3 separate regions of the Homo sapiens genome follow, and all the other regions are linked to region 1. A link is a loop called in an ENCODE intact Hi-C map of the cell type or tissue named here. Cell type or tissue: ascending aorta. All regions are shown on one strand.

The links. Peaks named below come from ENCODE experiments on the same cell type or tissue, not always from the same donor. Only the 100,000 strongest peaks of a DNase experiment are listed, where the experiment ranks them.
Region 2: it touches region 1 in a loop (2.9-fold over the local background); 62 of 110 quality-filtered maps call a loop at or near these places.
Region 3: a loop joins it to region 1, with 2.1 times the contacts of the local background. A loop is called at or near these places in 4 of 110 quality-filtered maps.

Annotation. Positions count from the first base shown.
Region 1 is chr3:149,654,680-149,662,679 of GRCh38, reverse strand. WWTR1 (WW domain containing transcription regulator 1) reads left to right here and starts at 4,655. Exons shown (of 7, transcript NM_015472.6): 1 at 4,655-4,915; 2 at 5,371-5,804. The coding sequence starts at 5,374. WWTR1-AS1 (WWTR1 antisense RNA 1) reads right to left here and starts at 4,470. Exons shown (of 3, transcript NR_040250.1): 1 at 3,972-4,470; 2 at 2,361-3,302; 3 at 1,316-1,574. RefSeq lists enhancers at 3,802-4,011, 4,572-4,641, 4,249-4,828 and a silencer at 4,182-4,341. In ascending aorta, a CTCF peak has its summit at 4,131; DNase peaks (open chromatin) are centred at 4,089, 4,569, 5,169, 5,596 and 1 weaker place; H3K4me3 peaks cover 4,586 bases; H3K27ac peaks cover 6,673 bases.
Region 2 is chr3:149,569,655-149,577,654 of GRCh38, reverse strand. It overlaps WWTR1 (WW domain containing transcription regulator 1), which reads left to right. Exons shown (of 7, transcript NM_015472.6): 3 at 4,655-4,791. Among named protein-coding and RNA genes, the nearest start is that of WWTR1-IT1, 78 kb to the left of the region's middle. RefSeq lists enhancers at 1,606-2,232, 2,233-2,859, 2,860-3,486. In ascending aorta, no CTCF peak of the experiment used is centred here; DNase peaks (open chromatin) are centred at 1,264, 1,854 and 4,744; H3K4me3 peaks cover 1,571 bases; H3K27ac peaks cover 7,307 bases.
Region 3 is chr3:149,389,270-149,397,269 of GRCh38, reverse strand. It overlaps LOC105374151 (a long non-coding RNA gene), which reads left to right. Exons shown (of 3, transcript XR_924574.3): 3 at 3,669-3,858. Among named protein-coding and RNA genes, the nearest start is that of TM4SF1-AS1, 15 kb to the right of the region's middle. In ascending aorta, a CTCF peak has its summit at 3,730 (motif pointing left); DNase peaks (open chromatin) are centred at 1,389 and 3,709; H3K27ac peaks cover 2,411 bases.

The DNA of each region.
Region 1 (8,000 bases):
AATGACATCATAAAAGAAGGAGACCAGAAAACAGAGACTGGAGGCAGAGAAACCAGTTAGGAGACCACTTCAAGCATTTTGAGATAAGGTCCTGTCGTGAGAGTGGGAAGGGAAGCATGGATTTTGGGGGACACTAGAAGAAAGAATCAATAGCATTTGCCGCTGATTGGATGTGAACAGAGGGAAGAGAAAGGGATGACTCAGGAGAAGCTTCAGTAGGAAGTGTGTTGTGGGGAGGATTTAGAAGCAGGCATGGACTTTGTTGGAAAGTGTTTGCAAATGGAAAGATTTACATATCTATCAGCAGGAGTGTGCTCTCAACTGATTATCTTATAAAAGCTGTGGAGTTTCTTTATGAGATAGTCAGACAAAAAGTATCACACGATTTAAAATGGCAATACCAGGGAGCAACTCCTGGCTCACACAGGATGCAGTCTGGAGAATGCACTCTGCTCTAGAGTTACAACCCTGGGCTGAATCTCAGGGTTTTTTGTTTTTTTTTAACATGGTTTCATTGTATATATTTGGACAAAATACTTTCTAACTCATCGATCCAGTTTCCTTATCTTTAGGTCTCCATGAAACAAAACAGCCATATTTGTTGAGTGCTTTATTATGTTAAGCAGGCTTTGTGTTAAGAGCTTTATTTGGCCGGGCGAGGTGGCTCACGCCTGTAATCCCAGCACTTTGGGAGGTGGAGGCGGGTGGATCACAAGGTCAGGAGTTCAAGACCAGCCTGGCCCAAATGGTGAAACCCCGTCTCTACTAAATATACAAAAATTAGCCAGGTGTGGTGGTGGGTGCCTGTAATCCCAGCTACTCAGGAGGCTGAGGCAGGAGAATCGCTTGAACCCGGGAGGTGGAGGTTGTGGTGAGCTGATATTGTGCCACTGCACTCCAGCCTAGGTGACAGAGTAAGACTCCGTCTCAAAAAAAAAAAAAAAAACTTTATTTGTGGCCGGGCATGGTGGCTCAAGCCTATAATCCTAGCACTTTGGGAGGCCAAGGTGGGCGGATCACTTGAGACCAGGAGTTCAAGATCAGCCTGGCCAACATGATGAAATCCTGCCTCTACTAAAAAAATACAAAAATTAGCCAGGCGTGGTGGTGCACGTCTGTAGTCCCAACTACTCGGGAGGCTGAGGCACAAGAATCACTTGAACCTGGGAGGTGAAGGGTGCAGTGAGCTGAGATCAAGCCATTGCACTCTAGCCTGGGCAACAAAGTGAAACCCTGTCTGAGAAAAAAAAAAAGACTTTATTTGCAACTTTTTATTCTTAGAATGCACATTCTACATTTAAAAAACATTTCAATATTTTGTGGCTTAAAGCAATATCCATTTTATTTGCTCACAATTCTGCAATCTGGGCTGGGCTTGGCTGTGCAGCTCTGCTGGTCTTACTGGTGGTCACTGATGTGTTTGCAGTCAGCCGGTGGGGTTGGCTGAGGCTGGGCTCAGCTCAGGTGCTGGGCAGCTGGACTTTTCCCTCTCTCCAAGTATCTCAGGGCCTTTCCTTCTCCATGTGGTTTATCCAACAGGGTAACTGGACTTCTTACTTAGTGGCTCAGGTCTCCTAAAAGTACAAAGTGGAAGCTTCCATACCTTCCTAGGGGATGGGATGGGAAAGGCAGGGAAGTGGCACAACTTCACTGCCACATTTTCCTGGTTAAGGCAAATCACTGGCCCAGTCCAGATTAAGTGGAAGGGGCTACGTAAAGGTATAAATAACATGAGGCTGGGCCATTGAAAGGCAGCAACGCAGCAGAGAGACTACCACAATATTATTTCCAATTTGTAAATGAGTAAACTGTGACTTAGGAATGCTAAGCTACTTGCATAATGTAGCAGATAGAGCCAGCTTCAAATATTGTGTTCTAAATCAAATATCAACAAATAAAATGTGTATGTGTTTTCACCTAGAATCCTGTGGGGTGGGTACTGTTATTGTCCCTAATTTACAAAGGAGGAAACCCAAGAATAGAGAGCTTAAATGTCTTGTCTGAAGTGACTCAGCTGTTTTGTTCCAGAAATTATACACTTATCCACTGTGCTGCCTCTTACGGGCAGTACCTGATACATACAAGACATCTGTAAATGTTATTTAATCTGAAGCTGTTGTTGGAATGGCTGGGACAACAGCAAATCTTTTGAATTATTCACTATTACATCTTATATGCTATTTGGGAACTGGGAGTTTTTCAGTTATCCTGTGTTAAGGGCAATTTCCGTTTCATACATCTACTTTATCTGTTGCACTATCTATTTCTTGAAGCTTGGAAAGAAACGAAGACTGCATCCTTGCCCATCCAGTTCCAACCCAGATTCTCACTGCCCATCTAATTCCAACCCTGATTCTCACCTTTCTTCGGGAGTGAGGACTTTCCTAGAGTAGGGCTGGCCTCAAGTTTTCATCTTTTAATCATCAAGTCAGCCTTGTGACTTCTGAATTAGTATCATTAGGTTCCAGTCACTTCCTCTTGTTCGATAGCTTATTTCCCCTGTTGTTGCAACTGTGATGGCTTCTGAGAGTAGCTTGCAAAGATTCTACTTTCCAAGGAGTGACCTGTGCTAGTTTCCCCTTTCCTTTTGCCAGTCCTATGGGCAGAGGACTTGCTGCACAGAATCCCAGCTACTCGGGAGGCTGAGGCAGGATAATTGCTTGAACCAGGGAGGCAGAGGTTGCAGTGAGCCGCGATCATGCCACTGCACTCCATCCTGGGCAATAGAGTGAGACTCCATCTCAAAAAAAAAAAAAAAAGGATGATACGTGTATGCCTGCCTTAGTCTAAGATGGCCCTAATTTCTTCCAGTCTATGAGGAGTCTGGAATTGGAGCCACCTCCAAGTACAGATAACAGGGGAAGTGGCTCACTTTGGTGGTTCTGTTTTGGATATGGATGCAGCCATTCAGGGAGTGGCCCCAAAATTCTACCTTTTCCGAGGCAAAACTATGAGTGGCCTTGTCTTTTCCTTAAACTTTTCTCCTCCAAGGCAGCTCCAGATTTTAACTTCGACTTTATTTTACCCTGTAAAAATATTAAGGCAGGCTGGGCGCGGTGGCTCATGCCTGTAATCCCAGCACTTTGGGAGCCTGAGGCGGGCGGATCACCTGAAGTCAGGATTTGAGACCAGCCTGGCCAACATGGTGAAACCCCATTTTTGCTTTTAAAAAATACAAAAATTAGCTGGGCGTGGTGGCAGGCGTCTTAATCCTAGCTACTTGGGAGGCAGAGGCAGGAGAATCGTTTGAACCCGGGAGGCGGAGGTTGCAGTGAGCTGAGATGGAGCTATTGCACTCAAGCCTGGGGGACAAGAGGGAGACGTCACTCAAAAAAAAAAAAAAAAAAATTAAGGCACAATACGTGAACTTGAAGAACATACAGTTCTCTTTTATTTAACAAACACTTACGTAACCAGCCCGGTGCTGTGCGAAGTGCTTTACATTGTCTCGTTTGATTTACTTAATAAACTCCTATTTGAATCAAATGGGGTGGAGTAGGGGCTTCCTGGAATTTGGCTTACCTCGCCATCTCCCCCCACCCTTTCCCCTCAGTGGAGAGGCAACCAGAGAGAAAAGAAATTGAGCTGCTCTGAAGGGCAAGGCCTCCTCCTACTTCCCGCAGCTGTTTCGCCAGACTTGACCTTCTTCCCTTAGCTAGAGGCAGGGGGTCTCCATCCCTCGCCCAGATCTAGTTGGTGGGAAGGTGGGTGGCTTTTTTCGGGTCACTGGCGCACCCTCTCTACTTCCAGCCACCTGCTCGGGTTCCATCCCGGCTCCAGGCTCCCCGGAGGGCGGCAGGGACATTCCAATCCTCCCACAACCCTCACGGATGTTGCGGGGGAGGGGGGTGCAATTGCTCTTCTCTTCCAACACCCAGCTTTTTCTTCTCAATCTCTAGTGGCCTGAGTCACCCCCGTAGAGGAAATTAAGGATTGATGAATGGTTTGAAAGTTGTTTGTTTACAACCCACCCGTTGGCGAAGCCGCATCTCCAGTGACAGAGGCACTTTCTGGGCACCGTCTGTGCTCTAGCAGACAATTGAGAGCCAGGCAGCCAAGATGCCTCCTCGCCAGACCAAATATGGTCACAAGAGCTAAGCAGCCTCTCGTGGAAAAGCTGGCCTTGTTGGTGTCTCCCCGCGCCGGGGCGCACCCGGGCCGGCCTTCGGGCAGAATCGCGGGTCAGTGCGGCGCTCCGGGTGCTGCAGGCCTCGGCGCCTGGCTGCAGGGGAGGGCGCGGTGTCCAGGACCGGCCCTTCCTAGGCCTGAGCCCCTCATCCGCGTGCCCTCCGCCACCCCCGGCCTTGGTTTCGGTCCACAACCCCTTGATGAAACAGGCTCAGGCCACTTTCCCTTTGATCCCGCCCCAAGTCCGTGGTAAACTCAAAGGAATGCAGATGCAGGTCTGAGCGGGAGAGGTCCGCGCGGCCGGGAGGAGTGGGTGGGGGGCACCCGTCTCCTCTTACCCAGTAAAGTACCCATCACGCCCAGGGTTTTCTGGAGCCGAGGTGGGAGGAGGAGGAGGAGGAAGAGGAGGGGCGAGCGGGGGCTGGCCGGCTAGGGACTAGGAGGTCATACATAATTCAACAGCTCAACTTTCGGGCCCGCCTCTTTCCTGGGGGTGGGAGTTTGCTCCAAACTTTGTTTATGGGACAGTCCGGGAGCTGCTGCGGCCGCGCTGTCTGCTTCTCCTGCGCCTCCTTTTCGCCCAGCACTAGCGCCTTAGGCCAGCTCGGGGGATGTGAGAGCCGAAGCCCTTAGACTGCCAGGCACAGAGTCGGGTCGGGATTTGTCAGCCAAGCCTCGGCTCCAGCTCCGCAATCTCGGGACTCACCCGAGCGACCCAGGCCCGACGGCAAGTTCGGGCGGGACGGCGGCCGCCGCGCGCTCAGGCTCAGCTTCGCTGCCCGCCCAGGTAGTGCCCGCTGGAGCTCGCGCGCTCATCCGGCACCACTCCAGGGCTCCAGGCTCCTCGGGCTTCCGGAGTCGAGACGTGGTGGAGTTGGCTCGGGCTGAACTTCTTTCGGGGGGCTGCCTGTCCTGGAATCGTGCGACCTTTCCTTTGCCATCCTGCGGTTCAGCAAGCCCCGAGTGCAGTTATTCCCTCCACCCCTCGCCCTATCTTCTCCTCCTCCAGGCAACTTCTTTGCTTCAAGAAAGTTGCATAATTCTCGAGGCCAGGAGGGACCCCTCCCCCATCCTGCTGGTCTTACCGCTGAGTGTCTGGGATCTCCAGGCGGGCAATTATCTGTCTCCTCGTTTCCTTTTCCCTCTATTCTTTCTCCCACCATCTCGCCCTCTCACCCTGTAACCCTCTTACCCACTTCCTCCGACTTTAAATAAAAGGCTGATCTGACCTTCTTTTTGCAGAAGATGAATCCGGCCTCGGCGCCCCCTCCGCTCCCGCCGCCTGGGCAGCAAGTGATCCACGTCACGCAGGACCTAGACACAGACCTCGAAGCCCTCTTCAACTCTGTCATGAATCCGAAGCCTAGCTCGTGGCGGAAGAAGATCCTGCCGGAGTCTTTCTTTAAGGAGCCTGATTCGGGCTCGCACTCGCGCCAGTCCAGCACCGACTCGTCGGGCGGCCACCCGGGGCCTCGACTGGCTGGGGGTGCCCAGCATGTCCGCTCGCACTCGTCGCCCGCGTCCCTGCAGCTGGGCACCGGCGCGGGTGCTGCGGGTAGCCCCGCGCAGCAGCACGCGCACCTCCGCCAGCAGTCCTACGACGTGACCGACGAGCTGCCACTGCCCCCGGGCTGGGAGATGACCTTCACGGCCACTGGCCAGAGGTACTTCCTCAAGTAAGTCAGCCTGGAGCCGAAGAAGGCACCAAGTCACAGTGCCCAACGCGCGCGTGTGTTCGTGTGTGTGTGTGTGTGTGTGTGAGAGAGAGAGAGAGAGAGAGAGAGAGAAAGAGAGAGATGGTGCGTGTCCTTCCACGGTTATTTCACAGATATGGAGAGCTGGAAGCAGGGAGTGAGTCTCTGAGTGTTGGAATTGTAAGGGATCAGAAGCAGGGATCAGAAGCAGTGGTGAAGTTCATCCACCATAAAACACACAGGTGACTTTGCCTTGAATCTGCAGGACTGAAGCCAACTCTTGGGCACAGACCCTTAGTCCCTTCCTTGGCCACTCTAAGTCAGATAGTCCAGAGCCAGGCCCTTTGGGATGTGACACCGAGATAAATCAGAGAAAAGCTGTGAAGCTTGGGGAACAGAGGGACTTTTGGTGAAGTAGGTGGTCTGCAGTTTCTATCTTCTTGGGAAAAGCAAGCTGGAAAAGTGAACAGTGGTTGGTAGGCCATAGTGCTCCCAGCTGGGTGACATAATGACCACACAGCACAGTGATGTTATTAGCAACTGTGTGGTGGAGTAGTTGTGGGCTGGACAAATCAATCGTGTGGAAATTGTTAGGAGTTTTATTACATTAAACTTGTTAACCTAAAATACCATCAAATCACAAGCCTGCTTTGTCACTCTTCTTCCTTTCACATTGTTCCAGCTTTTTGATGTCATGAATTTTACATTAGTTGAAATTTTCAAATTACACCCCACAGGAAAATATATTCTCAAACACTAGAGGAGGTTGTTTCAATTGTGGTACCCTAAGATAACTACATTCCTCAGGAGAAACCAGGCTGGAACTTGAAATGTTCCATTGAGGTCATAGGGTCAGGCTATCAAAGATGGAGGTTGTGCCAGCCTAACCACTTGTTTCAGGATTGCCTGCACTGCCAGTGAGGGAAACTCCTCTCCTAAGAACTTGACTTAGACTTCATTTTAAAGCCCATATTTCTTTAGTAGAGTAGCCTTAGTGCAAAAGTGAAGACACTATGTACAATTTTAAAAGTTTAATCAAGCCTTTCTTTGGCACTAATATTTGATGCTCTGATTGCTATGAGAGAGCCCTAAGAATGAATACACAGTGATGGATGAAGTTTACTATAGTGAGCCCATTGATTCATACCAGTGACCAATTCTTATTACTTCCCCATCTCAAGGCTGTTGATATCTTGTCCAAGGAGTTCTTTTGTTGTTTCTGAGATTGGTGTAATGCTGAGATTCTGAAACAGACTTGATGGTCATTTATGCCACAGCTGGTCTTCTCTGGGTTATTGAGTGATAGTTTGGACATGTGCTCAGTCCTTTGACTTCTAAGTAGCTGGTGGAGTCAAGAATATGATGTAATAACATGACTTTTGTTGTTGTTGTTTGTTGTTTGTTTTTGTTTTTGAGACAAAGTCTCACTCTGTCGCCCACGCTGGAGTGCAGTGGCACAATCTCGGCTCACTGCAACCTCCGCCCCCTGGGTTCAAGCAATTCTTCTGCCTCAGCCTCCTGAGTAGCTGGGATTACAGGCACCCACCACCACGCCTGGCTAATTTTTGTATTTTTAGTAGAGACGAGGTTTCACCATGTTGGCCAGGCTGGTCTTGAACTCCTGACCTCAAGTGATCTGCCTGCCTCGGCCTCCTAAAGTGCTGGGATTACAGGCTTGAGCCACCATGCCCAGCCCTACATGATTTCTTTCTTTCTTTCTTTCTTTCTTTTTTAGATGGAGTCTCGCTCTGTCGCCCAGGCTGGAGTGCAGTGGCGCGATCTAGGCTCACTGCAAGCTCCGCCTACCGGGTTCACGCCATTCTCCTGCCTCAGCCTCCCGAGTAGCTGGGACTACAGGCACCCGCCACCAAGCCCGGCTACTTTTTTGTATTTTTTTTAGTAGAGACGGGGTTTCAACATGTTAGCCAGGATGGTCTCTATCTCCTGACCTCGTGATCTGCCCGCCTCGGCCTCCCAAAGTGCTGGAATTACAGGTGTGAGCCACCACGCCTGGCCCCAGCCCTACATGATTTCTAAACTGTGTTTATGAATATATACACACATACGTATGGTATATGATCAGTATAACTGTGATTATTAAAAATATGAAATAGGAGCTAGGCTTGCCTAATATCTGAGGAAAACTAGACGAAAAAGACCCTGAAACAAAAGCAAAAC
Region 2 (8,000 bases), 85 kb after region 1:
ATTTCCAGCCAAATATCTTCTCAGAGACGTGGTGACCTTTCTTGCCCCTTAGCAAACTCCATGCTTTTGTCCAACCTGGGCAGTTCTCTAAGCAGAGACTCATAATGTAATTGGAGGCCAGGAATTGGTTGGTCTTTCTGGGACTGAGAGAAGGAGGCTGTCTGGGAAGTAGTGGTCCAAGGGGCTCTTGAAGGAAGGGGAAAAAGCCCACTCCCGCTTATATTTGTTACAGGTACCGTTAACCCCACATACCACCAGGGCTCTCCATGGGAAGCACTTGTAGAGGATTTTTCTTTTTTTTAAGTCGAGGAAAAAAATGTTTACTGTCAAGAAAAGCTTTTCTTCCCCGTAGGAACTGCTATTCTTTTTCTTTATAAACAGCATGGGATCAGGTGATTGATTCCATTTGTCCCCTGATTTGAGCCACACGAAGATAGGAGCCAAAAGTGTAGTTTATCTTCAGGAACTCTTTTTGTTTGTTTGTTTGTTTGTTCTTTGAGACTGAGTTTCTCTCTTGTTGCCCAGGCTGGAGTGCAATGGTGCGATCTCGGCTCACCACAATCTCCGCCTCCTGGGTTCAAGCAATTCTCCTGCCTCAGCCTCCTGAGTAGCTGGGATTACAGGCATGTGCCACCACAGCCGGCTAATTTTGTATTTTTAGTAGAGACAGGGCTTCTCCATGTTGGTCAGGCTGGTCTCGAACTCCCAACCTCAGGTGATCTGCCCACCTCGGCCTCCCAAAGTGCTGCTTATACCTTATGACCTGTGTATTCATGCATCAATTTTCTTTTTTGTCTTTTTGTACCTTCATTAGTATTTTTGTTTTTACTGGTTGTGAAAACAATACATAATCACTGCTAAAAATCTGGAAAGTACAAAGCAGTTTAGATAAGAAAAAAAAAATTACCAGTGAGCCTGTTATTTGCATATATCACCATAAATAGTTTGATATGTTTCTTTTTCCTTTTTTGTTCCATTTTCAAATATGAAACCTGTACAGTGTATGTATTTATACAATACACATATATAGGCAGGTTAAATATATTTGTATATGTGTGTGCATTTCCAAGGGAAGTTATACTTTTAAAACAGCAGAGAGTTTTTCTTGAAGTAGACTAAGCAAGGGAGTGAAGCCAGGAAGGAGGTGGGAGTAGCGGGGAAGTGGGGATTAATCTAGCTAAATTGTGGGTCCTGGCAAACACTGAGATTACACTGTGAAATACGAGAAAGGAAATGACTCAGTAACATTGAGAGAGGGAGCAGAGATGAGACAGCAGAGTGAAAGAGTGAATGGCGTATCCTGGGTTTGGGAAGTGGTGGGAAGTAGGGGGAGCTGGAGCCTGAGGCACTAAGTGATTAGAACAATAGGAGAATTTAGTTTTCAGATGAAATCATCAAGGCTGTATTAAGTGCCTCTTGTGAGCAATAGCTCACTCTTACTTGTTGCATTCAGCCTGGGAGCCACTCTTGACACCATGTTAGCGCAGCCTTACAGCTGATGTCAGGTCGACTGGTCTGCAGAGCCAGGAATTTGGGCTTTCTTCTCAGAGTTGTTTTGGAGCAATGAGAACTGCTCACTTAAGAAAGGCTCCCTCTTGTACTCCAGCCTTTGGGGAATGCTGTGAGTGACACTTTTAATTAACAAATCCACTGGGAACAAAACTCCTTTAAATGTGTTGGCTGGGTGTGGAGTTTGAAGGGTGGGCCGTGGAGGCTCCCACTGCACTGCAGGAGTGCTGGGACTTCAAGCCATGGGTAAGCTCGGTCAGAACTGTCAGGATGAGGTCCACCCAGAAGGCCCCACACTCTGTCCCAGGGGATTTAGGCTGGCAAGCTGTGCTGGCACTCCTGGGGCAAGATGAGCTCATCTGCCACTTCAGATGCTGGGCTTCCTATGCTAGATGTTCCTGCTCTTGCCGCATTCAGGAGCCACAGCCCACTTGTTCAGAACGGGAGGGGAGAGTGGGGGACGAGCATTTAGGAATGCATCATTCCAGCTCCTGTATTATTCCTAGAGCTGGTAGCTGAAATTCTGACCACGGAAGTGTCCTTGAACATCTTCCAGCAAATGATGTATATTTCCACATCTCACCGGGGCCTGTGCTGATGTTGGTTCTAGCACAGCATCAATATCCATGATGTCAGAGAGTCTAAGAAAGGTTTATGAAAGAGAGAAGGATTCTTTTCCTTCTGGTACCAGAGTGAAAACTATTTATGTAGCACATGTCTGCCTTGGAAAACATGCTGCTTTAATAGAATGAGTTCTGAAGGAATAATCAAAGCATTTCTTAGGTCTAATTATTTTGCTAAAGGGAGTTACTTAATTTTGACATCCTCATCAATTAGTTCCTCACTTGGAAGGCCTGTGACAAGCCTGAGGCTGGCTATGAGTTTCCACCTGCCCAGAAGTTGATGGATTTTATGAAAGCTTTAAACAGAACTACAATTGTGAAACTGAAAGTGTAAACTAAAACTATTGTTTTTATTATTATTTACTTTATACTTAGGGAAATGATTTTCATCTCTTTACTTCAGTATTTCCCCATCTTTTTTTTTTGGGGGGGATGGAGTCTCACTCTGCTGCCTAGGCTGGAGTGCAGTGGCATGATCCCAACTCACTGCAACCTCCACCTCCCGGGTTCAAGCGATTCTCCTGTCTCAGCCTCCCGAGTAGCTGGGGTTACACGCGTGCATCACCATGCCGGCTACTTTTTATATTTTTAATAGAGCTGGGGTTTCACCATGTTGGCCAGGCTGGTCTCGAACTCTTGACCTGTGGTGATCCACCCGCCTCGGCCTCCCAAAGTGCTGGGATTAGAGGCGTGAGCCACCGCCCCCGGCCTTTTTTTTTTTTTTTTTAATCACATTTATTCTAAAACCTTAGACCTTTAGACCCAAGTTTTCACGCAAGGCAATGGATGAGTTCCCCTTGGCAATACCTTCAAGTCTTGCATTAAGAAATCTGAATAACAATTTTAGCAGAGGAAGCATTTAAAAATGAGGAGACAGACTGAAAAGAAAACAAGACAAATACAACTTCAATGCAAGGAAGTTTCTAGACTGATTAAACATAACGAAAGTAAAAGTGGTTTCCTACCTTAAAGATTCAAAGGAGGCCATTGTTATTCAAAAGTGAGGTGTGTTTAACAGAAACAACAATCATGCTCCTTTTGTTGTATGTCTAAGGAAGGTCAATGGTGGGGGCCTGACTGGAAGAGACCCACCTGGTTGTGAGGCCCAAAACAAAGGGCTAACATTCAGTTTCTTCTATCATGTTTGTTGTCTTTGATGGATATGGAAAGATCTCTGATACTGGGCTGGGTGCGGTGGCTTGTGCCTGTAATCCCAGCACTTTGGGAGACTGAGGTGGGAGGATCACTTGAGCTCAGGAGTTCGAGACCAGCCTGGGCAACATAAGGAGACACCCACCTCTACAAAAAAAATTTTTTAAAAAAAATGAGCCAGGTGTGGTCGCAGGTGCCTGTGGTCCCAGGTACTCAGTAGGCCAAGGTGGGAAGATTGCTTCAGCCCAGGATGTCGGGGCTGCAATGGGCCATGATTATGCCACTGTACTCCAGCCTGGGTAACAGAGCAAGATCATGTCTCGAAAAAACAAAAAAGAAGGAGAAGGAGGAGAAGGAAGATTTCTGATACTGTTTATAAAACAAAGTAGAGGAACGGGATGAATCTACTCATCATATATATATATATATCACAAACTTTCACTAAAGGAAGAGTTTGATGGAGTGGGACAGAGTCTCTAAGGTACCAGGAGTGACCTGCAATGTGATTTGGAAGGTGGTAGGCAAAGCTGGAGGCCATGTCCACCTTTCTTAGAATGTACTGGAAACTCTGAGCAGAAGCTCATGTTTCATGTTGGGTTAGTTTCTCTGTGATTAAGTCACAGTAACAAACTGGAAGTTGTATGTGATCAAACATGTAATCATGTCTTCTCCCTTGTAAACCTTCATGCCTCAATATCTAAGTTTCTCCATAAGCTGGCACTAGTTGACTTTCCTACTATTATTTTCTAATACTCTGCCTTCCAGCTACCCTATTGTCACCTTGCTTGGTGACAGTGAGCTTCTTGAGGGTTTTATGTGTCACCTTTGGGGACCTTGAAATACCTTACACTCCTACTGTGAGAGCTCACTAATGTGGTGTTCAGAAGCTGGTTTCATGGGCCCATCTTTTGCTTGATGACAGCCAAAGGGATCCTCATTATGTCAATTCTATGAGTCAGGAGAGTATGGGGTACTGGCTGGGAAGGTGAGCATGGCTCCCCTTCCAGGAAGGAGCTCACACTATGGCACTCCAGTGATTGGATGGCTGAGAAGCAACTGAGGTGCTGGGGAATACAAGCTCCACGGGCCGAGGGGAAGTTCACTGGGGCTCACTGCATGCAAGGGCTGTCTGGACAGCGATGTCTTGGGCTTGTGTTTAGAGAGCTGCTTGCAGAATCCCCAGTGTGGCCTAACCAGGATGCAGGGAAAAATAGGCAAGTATGTCCTTGGATGAAACCAAGCACAATCTATCAACCACTCAAGCAGATCCTAAGGGAAGAATTAGTGTCATTAACTATTATGCTGTTGTTGGTGATGATGATAATGATGCTGACAATTAAAAAGATAATTAATTGTTTTCCTTCTTTTAGTCACATAGAAAAAATCACCACATGGCAAGACCCTAGGAAGGCGATGAATCAGCCTCTGAATCATATGAACCTCCACCCTGCCGTCAGTTCCACACCAGTGCCTCAGAGGTCCATGGCAGTATCCCAGCCAAATCTCGGTAAGCCTCAAGCTTTTTTAAAATTAAAAAAGATATTTTTTTTTTGTAGAGTTGGGGTCTCCCTTTGTTGCCCAGGCTGGTGTTGAACTCGTGGGCTCAAACAATCCTAACACCTCAGTCTCCCAAAGTGCTGCGATAACAGGCATGAACCACTGTGCCTGGTGGAGCCCCAAGCTTTGACTCCAAGCTGAAGAAATGGTGTTCAATCAAGGGGTGGCGGGGCTCATAAGTGGTTCTGGCTGTTTCTATGTCTCTTCATGCACCCAGACGGTGTTTGCTCCTTCTTCTTGGCTGCAATACCGTGTTACCCTTCTGCCGGCTTTTTCTTCTTTACTTGGTCTCTTTACCACCAACTCATGATACTGCTGCCTCAGTTTTAAACTACAGTTCTGACCTTCCCTCCAATGGCCTTAATTGGGGTAGAAAAATCAGTTAGGCCTCCTGTCTTCATCTAGCCTGAGGCAAGTAGGACACATACACGCTTTGGGTGACTTTGGCTCCTGGCGACTGCCTACAGGTACAATTCTAGTCTCAAATCCCTATCCTTATTTCCCTTTTTTCCTTTTTTTTTCATAATTGCTGCATAACATGTGTCAGATAGCATGCCAAGTGCTTCCATGCCTTACCTTATGAAAGCCTTCCAAAACCCCTGCAAAAAGTAGCAGGCTCTCCAGTTTATACATGAAGAAACTTTCCGAAAGTCTTGCAGCTTGTGGAGAGCAGAGCTGGAGAGCAGGCTAGTCTGATTTTAGAAGGGAGTTAACCATTACATAACCTGCAGGTGGCTTCTCCCCATACCTGCCGTGGGATAATATGGCTCACTTTTTACTTCATTTACAATACTTAATAAGTGCGATTTTAGACTTGAGAAGAGAATATTTTCTGCTAAAATTATCCCCACTAGAGATAATCACCAGTGAATTAATACACTGCAGCAACGGAACCAGTCAGCTTTTTTGGTAATCATTCCCTTCCTTCTCCCCCAGGGCTAAAAATAAAAAAGGGCCAATTTTAAAGTTTTAGAAAAGTTGGTGCCATTTTCAGATAACATTTCCATTTAAGATCAGATATCCAGATATGCTTTATACACAGAACAGTTAATTTTAGGGAGTGAAAAGAATCTCCTGTTGGATTTTCAGGAATGAACAAGATAAAAATGGAAGCGTTATTCCTGGACACCCTTCCCTCATACTGTGGCTTAGCCAAAGTGAGTATGAACTCAAGTAGACCCTAGTCAGCTTCAAGTGTCAGTTCTTCCAGGAAGTCTGAACCTACTGCTTTAAAGCTTGCAGATGTACAGTTTCCAAAAAGCAAATGACATGGAACAACCTCTGTGGAGTTCCTTATCTAAAGGGCAGATCAAAGAAAATGCAACCAGTTCTGGTACCAGCAGTGGTAAACCAAAGCCTCCAGTGAGTTATTTTGTCCCAAATATACAGGAGCTCGTGTAGAAATCAGATGCCACTGTAGTAAAGAGACCCCAAATTAGGTGGCATTAGACTGGTTTTTACAGTTTGTTTAACCATTTAATTTTCATCGAAAATTCTAAAAACTGATTATTAAAGTTTTAACTTTAACTTTGTAATCAATTATAATCGGAAAAAAATCTTTCATGAACCCAGTTTACAAAAAAAAAAAAAAAAAAAAAAGAAAAGAAAAAAAAATTCAAACACTTCCTCCAATCTCCCTTTCCTCAGTCCCCAAGTTTGTTTCCTGGAGCCAACCAGTGTTTCTAGTTGTGTGTGTGTGTATGTTTAATCATACTAAGGTTAGCATATCATAACCACTGTTCTGTATCTTGCTTTTTTCACCTGCCTGTCCATACATATAGAGCTGCTTCATTCTTTTAAAAATTTGCCTATTAGTCTACTATATTAATATGCTATAATTAGTTTATTTAACTAACTCCTATCTGGTAGATATTTAGGTTGTTACTAGTGTGTTGCTAGCATACAAATACTGGAGTGGATATCCTTTGTCATGTTCTTTTATGCATTCTCCTTAATTTTTAAAATTTGTGCGATATGTAGGAAGTGGACTAATTAAAAGAAGCTTGAATGCTTGGAACTAGATATTGAAGGCACATGTGAGTCTGCCTGTATGTGCATACATGCATGCATATGCACACACACACACAAAGTCCAATTGCACTAGTAAAGTATATCTAAAGAAGTTGTAATCTGAACATTCTGAAACAAATTTACCTGTAGCTCAGTAAAATACCTTAGTTTCCAGATTTCTATTTTTATTTAATTTTTGTTATTATTATTATTATTATTATTATTATTATTATTTTGAGAAAGAGGCTCACCCTGTCATCCGGGCTGGAGTGCAGTGGCACGATCTCAGCTCACTGCAACCTCTGCCTCCTGGTTCAAGCAATTCTCATGCCTCAGCTTCCCCAGTAGCTGGGACTATGTGCATGTATCATCACGCCCAGCTAATTTTTGTATTTTTAGTAGAGACGGGATTTCACCATGTTGGCCAAGTTGGTCCCGAACTCCTGACCCCTGGCGATCCGCTTGCCTCAGCCTCCCAAAGCGCTGGGACTACAGGCGTGAGACCCGGCACCCAGCAGTTTCCAGATTTCTAATAAGGCAGTGAATTTCTCAAGACGCACATTCTGGGGTTTTTCCAACAATATTTGTGTATTTGCCCATTGCAAAGTGTGTTTCTAGCTTATGGAGAATCACAGATGTGTCTGAAGGATGGAAATACAACTTGGAATGCCAAGTAAGTTCCAAAGACCAGGACTTAATTTAGAGAGTCTCAATACAGTCAGAATAATAAATGATTTACTCAGACTATTTCATTTCAAGCCATAACTCTGCCTGTGGTTCATAGTCTTTATTATATATCTTTAAACATATAAAAATAAAAAGAGCAGAGCTGGGTGTAGAGGTGCATCCCTGTAGTCCCAGCTACTTGGAAGGCTCTGAGGTGGGAGGATCTCTTGGGCATAGGAGTTTGAGGCCAGCCTGGGCAACATAGTGAGACCCCCAACTCTTAAAAACTAGAAAAAGAAAAGAGCAGATTCTTCTCCTCCCACTCTTCCTTCTTCTTAAATCTAGAACTTTGGTACTTTTCAATGGAATGTAGCTGTCAAATAAGTGAACTAAAGTGATAGGTCTTCTTTAATGCAAGGCATTTATATACATGTGAAAAGGATGTCAAAATACAGTTAATAGCATTACTATCAGATGATAGAA
Region 3 (8,000 bases), 270 kb after region 1:
GAATGGGGAGAAAGAGTGTTTGGTTGCTCCCCCTGGAGCTTATATTTTTACAATGCTAAACTCTGAGGTTCAGGAAGCAGACCATATTTTTCATGTCCCCATGAATTTTCCTGACTAATCTATCTCCCTAGAATGCTCTTCTTGTCCCTATTTACTCTCTGCAACTTAAGATCTGCTAATACTAAGTCATCAGTTTCTTGTAAAATTTTCACCTGACCCCTACTCTTGTTCCAGATTGGGTTACCTACTCCTCTGTACTGCTAAAATCCCCTGTCCTCCTTCCATGGGCAGGCACTGCTCTCATGTCCTCCCACCATACCCTTCTACCCTCGACTCAACATCAAACTCTAGACCGTGACCATTTTGAGACCGAAATTATGCCCTTGAGTTACAGGCAAATATTAGGTTCTTTAGATTTTCTGCAGAATTAATTGAATGAAAAATGAACGAGGCCAACAAGTAAAAGGAGACAAATGAGACAGGCAACATGAAGACTGAAGGGTATGTAAAGAAGGGTAGGGAGGTTAGCCAGCCCCAGCCGATCTTACTTCTAAGATGTTGACAGAAGTGTGTGCGTGCATGTGTGTTTGCATGGGAGCAGTAGTAGCCCAGGGAAGGTGAACTTTAAACTTGACTGCATAGAAATACTTCCAATATAGCAGGTACGAATGTCACTGTGCCACTTTCTGGTGTGTAAATGTGACAGAAAAATTAGTTCTGTACTTTCACTCATGTGACGGTAGAAAATTCAATCTCAGTAATATTTGGCGGCTTTGGTGTTCATCCAAAAATCTCCTAGTGTTTGGAGTGACAGAAGCTTGCAGGTTCCTTGTCAGAGTCTTCGGTGGCTCACCAGTGTTTGAAAGCATTGGACAGGCCATATGTTCCAGCCAGACCAGAGATGCACCTCAGGGTGGTCCACTCCTTGACCACACACAGGTTCACAGAGACCTTCAGGATCTCAATGTCTCCTGTGAGCTTGGCGTTAAGTGTTGAGCTTCTAAAGCACATCCCAAAATAATTCCTGGCTAGCACACGTGTATGAAGAAGCCAAGGCCCTTCCAGAAACCTGCCTGATTCCTGTGCACACTCCCCACTCCTAGCCTGAGGAAAATCAAATGTTTCCTTAAATTGGGTAGCTTCTGTGTCTTCAACTCCGAAGACTTAACCTCCATGCCCCTCCTTTGTGAACGCAATCTGGGAAAACTTTTGTACTAGGTGTCATGGATGAGAAAAGAAGCTGGAAATACCAGTTATTCCTTTCTTAATAACTGACCTTGTTATTCAGCTCTTCAGAAGCCACAGGAAATTTTATCCCTCTCCTCTCTAAATCCCACCCCCACCACATCCACTGGCTGCCCTGTTCTGTTCTGCAGCATGGAGATACCCAAAGCCCAGTCTTGGCAGTTGTCCCAGTTTTCTTCATCCTGTTCATGACTCCAAAGAAAACACATCTCTCACTCAACAACAAACTGGCAGTTTCTGTTGAGAACTCAGATATTTTCCCAGAGTCCGCCGTAAAAATAATAAGGTTATATTTTAATTTTAAATTATTTGTTCATGCAGATTCTTTTGGAAAGACCTTGCTATAGTTTTGTTGATCATACAAAGAACCTTTTAAACAAAATATTTTCCAAAAATATAGCAGGCTTCCTTCTGCTGACACAAATCTCAAGAAGAGTCAGCATTTGTTATAAGGCTCTAAACAAATATTTATAAACCCTGCTTAAATTTGTTTTGAAACTTGCATAATTTTGGCAATCATTACTCATGCTAGTATCATCACTCAGGGCTTGGCATTAACGTTTTCTTCAAAATATTTTACTTTTATAGTATAAATTTACCCTATATTGCCAAAGATGTATTGGACAAGGGTGGTCATCACTGTACTGTGCTGAAACTTGGCTTCATTTTTGAAAGAGTGGAAAATTTATCAGAGGAGTTTTGGGAAGATGAAATATTTCAGTGATCTAATCCCATAATATTTATGACCTCTTACAACTAGTAGTGATTAGGCCCCACTTGTGACCAACAAACTAAAAATTTACCCTCATTCTATGAATAGGATTTTATTTTAAAATAATTATATTATGAAAACATAAAAAATATTTGAAACAAAAAACTTGTGAATATTCACATACTTCATTGCCCATTAAGAACAGTTCCACCAATGCCTAGTTGACTTGTAACAATTTGTGTGCAGCAAAAATAGAGAGACAGGGCTGGAGTGCGCTTGTTCTGCATTAGACTAGGCTAATGAGAAAATGCTAAAGGTGTTGGAAAAGGCAAGAGCCAAAGAAGCCTTAGAGAGAAAGTTATGATTGGGGGTTCAGAATAGGAGATTGAGGGCATAGAAGCTACAAGGCTTGCTGCAGAGCAGGCTGAGGCTCCACAGAGGAGGAGAGACAGGACTCGACCAGGTGTTGCCTTGGGGCTATGTATGAATCTCCTGTACAGACTCCAGTAAGGAGTTCTTAAGTGTTCCCTTTTTTAAATTTAATTTTTGAATAGATTATACTTTTGCAAGGTTCAAAATTTTTAAAGGTCCTGTAGGTTTTATCAGGAAAAAGTCTCCATAACACTCCAGCCCCAAACCACCCAGTTCTCATCCCCAGAAGCCACCAATATTATCAGTTTACTGTGTGTCCTCCAGAGCTATTTTATGCACATACAAGCAAACAGACATTTGTATATATTCACTCTCTCTTTCATTTTTTTTAAACAAGTAGCAGCTTGCTACATAAATTATTTTGTATCCTGCTTTACTCTCTGTAAAATATCTTGGATATTGTTTCATTTTATTAGGCAGATTCTTCATTCCTTTTTTTTTTCAGCTGCAGAGTATTCACTATAGCAAGGTACAAATGGTTTTTGGTCAGTTTCCACTTTTGGTTGCTTTGATCATTTGCTATTATATACACGATGCTGTAAATTTTTAATTTATTTTGTGTCATGAACCCCTTTGGCAGTCTGGTGAAGCCTATTAATTTCTTCTTAATAAAATATTTTCAAGTGCATGCAAAATTCTCAGGATTAAAAGGAAACCAATTATGCTGATATATAGGTATCAAAATATTCTTTATATAAACATTTATTTAGAAATATATGTACTTATTTATTAAAACTTAATAAGATCTAGCAGTGGATCAAATTCTTGTAATTTCAAAATATGAGTGAGCATAAATGCTGTTTCAAAATATCTGCAACAATTGTAATGTGATGTAAAATATCTGTGATTTTATTGGTAACAAAGGCATAGGCTGATACTATCATGGTTTCCTGCTTGCTTTCATAATTAAAGGAAATGACAAATTTTACTTAGAGTTAAGAAACCCTGCCTTATACATACATCATTTCCCAAACACTCAAGTGTATGTGTAGGGTATATTTTTAGAAGTGTTTTAAATTAGCAACTGCAAATAAATTTATAATTGAATACATATTGCCAAACTGCTGAAAATGCAGTCGTTCTACCAACACTGAATAAGGGTATGTTAACAAGCATTTTAATCCTTGCCAATCCGAGAGATGAAAAATAATATTTTGGTGGTTTTATTTTGCACTCTCTTGTCAAAAGCAAATTTGAACATCTTTTCATATATTTATGAACCATCTTCTTTTCTGTGTGTTCATACCCCTTGCTCATTGTACTATTGGTTTGTTAGCAGGTTTGCTGTGTTGCAAACGCCAGGGGACATCAGTCACAGAGACCTGAATGTACACAGCACCCCCTGGAGTTGGCAATGCGGAGGCTCTGGCTGTTGATCCCAAAGAAGATTTAAATTGCAGTCCATTATATTTTTCTCTCAGACTTCTGTTTCTTTGAATATTCCAAATAGATTAAAATATAATCTGGAATCTTAAGTGCCTTAGTCTTATTTAGGTAACAATACTATCTAAGAAAAACTCTAGAAGAATTCACAACAAATTGCTAACTATAGTTATCTCTGGCAGAGGAAGTAGCATGGGAAAGGCGTGGGAAAATTTTTTACTTTGACTTTTTTTTCACCTGTGTACTTATGTATAATTTGTGTGGAATAAATAAAATAATAAATATACATGATAAAATTTCAAATAAAAGTTAAAAAAATTACGGGGCACTCCTCCTTGAGCCTATATGATGGTTTTGAAATACTATTCAAAAAGAACCAGGACTTCTTAGAGAAATGACTGAGTGCAGGTCTCGGGCAGGAAATGTACAAGATGAGCCTGGCACCTCTTATTAATACCACATAGCAAGAAAGGTACGAAGATGACTAGGGCCATGGCAAAAGGACTCATGAACTAACTTGAAGAGGCTTCTACTGACCAAAGACAGAGCAACTTAAGCATCAATAAAGATAATAACTGCAATGGCTATGATGAAATACATTATGAATGCATAAAGTTCATACTAATGTTAAACAAAATGAAAATTAATTGGTCATACTGGGTAGATGATGGGGAACTAACAAATTATTTTAAAAATTGGTAAATCCAGGCAAAGAATCTAGCATTTATTGTAACTTTTTTTTTTTTTTTTGAGACAGAGTTTTGCTCTTGTTGCCTAGGCTGGAGTGCAATGGTGCGATCTCGGCTCACTGCAACCTCCTCCTCCCGGGTTAAAGCAATTCTCCTGCCTCAGCCTCCCAAGTAGCTGGGATTACAGGCATGCACCACCACTCCCGGCTAATTTTGTATTTTTAGTAGACACAAGGTTTCTCCATGTTGGTCAGGCTGGTCTCAAACTCCCGACCTCAGGTGATCTGCCCACCTTGGCCTCCCAAAGTGCTGGGATTACAGGGCACCCGGCCCTATTCTAACTTTTTAATGCAAACTGAGTCTCCAGGTCATCAAATAATAGACAAGGAGAAGTTTCCTTTCATAAAAAGTAATCCAGCTAATAAATTAAAACAGAATGAGAAAATTCATAATTCCTAATGAATGATTATACCCAGGCATTGGCCACCCACAGCTGTGAGCTTTACCAAAAGGAAAACAACTTGGCCTTAGGTGCATCCTAATGAAAAAGCGCAATCCCACATAAAAAGTGGTTTTGCCAAATACAGGAAAAAAAAAAAAGAACCAAAAAACTTTGAATCTGATGAAGTGTCCAGGTCCAACGGCCAATTGGCGTGTTAAGCAATAGAAGAGGTTTCCAGTCTGTGGACTGCGGGAAACTCTACAGCTTTCTTCAACAAAGCAACTGAAAGGGAGAGAAAAAGAGGTAGGTGGAGGGGAAACTTCAGAGACTATCAACCAATCATGATACGCAGACCTTATTTGGATTTTGATTCAGATATACAAACTGTATAAACAAAGCAACTTTTATAATATTTACGAAACAACTGGAAATTTCAACACTGAAAGGATATTTGATGATATTAAAGAACTTGTTTTACTAATTTGTAATATTTTACATAATGCTATGAGGATTATGTTTTTTCAAAGTGTTCATTCTCTTCTAAAGATACTAAAAAACAGATGAAATAATACTATATCTGGAATATGCTTCAAATAATGTGGGAATAGTTGAGGTATCAAAGCAGATAGATTGGTCACGGATAATTGTTGGAGCCAGGTGAGGGAAATCGATGGGGCTTTATATTATTCTAATTTTGTATATGTTAAATTTTTTTTAAGTAAACAAAATCATTAAACATCAATTTGTCCTGAAAAGGGACATTGTATCACAAGAGGGTCTGAGAAATACCCTTTTGTTTTGTTGGTTTTTTTTTTTTTTTTTTTTTGCCAAATTTGGCAGTAGGGAGTTGAACTAACTCATTTCTTTTAGGCCCTATACATGTGTTGGGATTTTTTTTAATCGGAATTTAAAAATTCATGTTCCTTATGGATCAGAAATGTTCCTGTCTGCATTCCATAGGAAGCAGCAGCAATGTCGTCGGGCAGCCTGGGGTTCGGGAGGTGAGTTGATGGGTTTGGAGAAGGCATGTGCTGACTACGGGCTTCCCTGGGAAACAGATTGTGGGTGGAGATGAGCTTGCAGGTTGTCTCTCAGGGAGTGCCCTCAGGATCATCCCTATGAGGGGAGAGGAGTGAGAGAAGCAGGGCTGGGCAGCAGATGAACTCTGATGCAGTTCAACGGAGGCCTCGGCCAACCCCACAGACAGCTGTGGAGCTAGGATGGCCCTACCGAGTTTGTCACTTGAGGCAAGGAAGCCAGGTATAGTCCGCCTCCTCAGTGGTTAGAGATGGCTTCTCCTCAGGGAGGGGCCATGGCTTGGGTGACGCAGCTTCCTTAGGCAGAGGGCAGTCCCTGAGAGAGTCTGGGCTGTGGATGGCTAACACTCATAGCACGCTGTCAGCAGGAGGAGGAACAAGGGCCTCAGGCCAGAAAGAGAGCTGGACTGTGTCTCATCAGGGTCTACCAATGACAACATTGTTGTCACACCAAATTTACTGCACACCAATCCAAGGATTATTGCTTCTAGGTGAATGACACATAAGAATTAGTCATAAAGGGAAGCCTTGACATCAAATTCCTGACAACACACAAAACCTATATAATGTGATAAAAGGTTATGTATCATTCATGCTCTTTATACCTATGTGACACTGGTAGGTGAGTATCTTATATGTTAGTGCTCCCCAAGTCCCTAAAGTTCCCACAGAGGCAAAAGAGCTATTTGAATGATTTCCAATACTATTCTAAAAATAAAATCTAACAATATAAATTTTTTTTATTTTTTATTTTTTCACTCTGTCACCCAGGCTTAAGTGGTGCAATCACAACTCACTGCAGCCCTGACTTCCTGGGCTTAAGCAATCCTCCCACCTAAGCCTCCTGAGTAGCTGGGACTACAGGTGTATGCCACAATGCCTGACTAATTTTTTGATATTTTTGTAGACCTGATGTCTCACTGTGTTGCCCAGGCTATTCTCGAACTCCTGGGCTGAAGAGATCCTCCTGCCTCGGCCTCCCAAAGTCTTGGGATTACAGGTATGAATAAACATGGCTGGACTATTCTTTTTATGTTGAAATAACTTCAAACTTACTACCAAGTTGCACGAATAGTACGAATACCTCCCATATACCCTTTACTACATTCACAAATTAACATCTTGTCATATTCACTTTATAATTTTCTACATAACCACCATACTATAATAATGAAAATGAGGAAATTAAACATTTATAAAATGCTGTTATCTAACCCACAGTCCATATTTAAATTTTACCAATTTTAAATTTTACCAATTGTCAGAGTAATGTCCTTAATAGCAATAGTTTTCCCTCCGGTCCAGTATCCAATTCAAAATAGTATCTTGCATTGTGTGGTTATATGTCCTCAGTCTCCTTCAACCTAGCATGTTTCCTCAGTCTTTCCTTACTTTTGTTATCTTGATGCAAGTGAAGATTGCAGGCATCTTTGGCAAGAATAAAATAGAAACAACTATATTGGTTTTCTGTATTGCGGTCAATCAATTTTCACATAGCAGCTAAAAGCAACACATAATTATTATCTCACAGTTCCTGTGGATCAAGACTGGGCAGTTTAGCTGGGTATTCTATGAGGCTATAATCAAGATTTTTAAGAAATCAAAACATTATAATATACAGAAAATAAAAAATATAAATAATACATCCAGAAAGTAAGGAAGTGGCCAAAGAATAATGTCCTGTGAAAAGGACACAGGAGCCAGCTTTAAAGGGCTTTCACAGGCCAAATCTGGGACAATTTGAGCACTAGTAATGGATTATAATTCATTGAACAAAATAGGACTTCATGAGTTCATAGAGATATTAACTAAAAGTTTGATGAAAAAGCAATATTGACATTGTCTGAATGCATCTCCCCACAAAATACTATTTACAAAGGGGGAAAAGAGTAAGTGCACTGGAGAAGCCTGGTGGACACCACCTTCATCAAGTGATTCAAGTAAACATCGCTTGTAGTAGACTAAGGGGTATGGTAAACCACCTCATAGGATGCAATGAGAACACAGCATCACCATGGCCAACTTTATCATGTCCCCGCCAAATCCCTGACTCCTAGTAT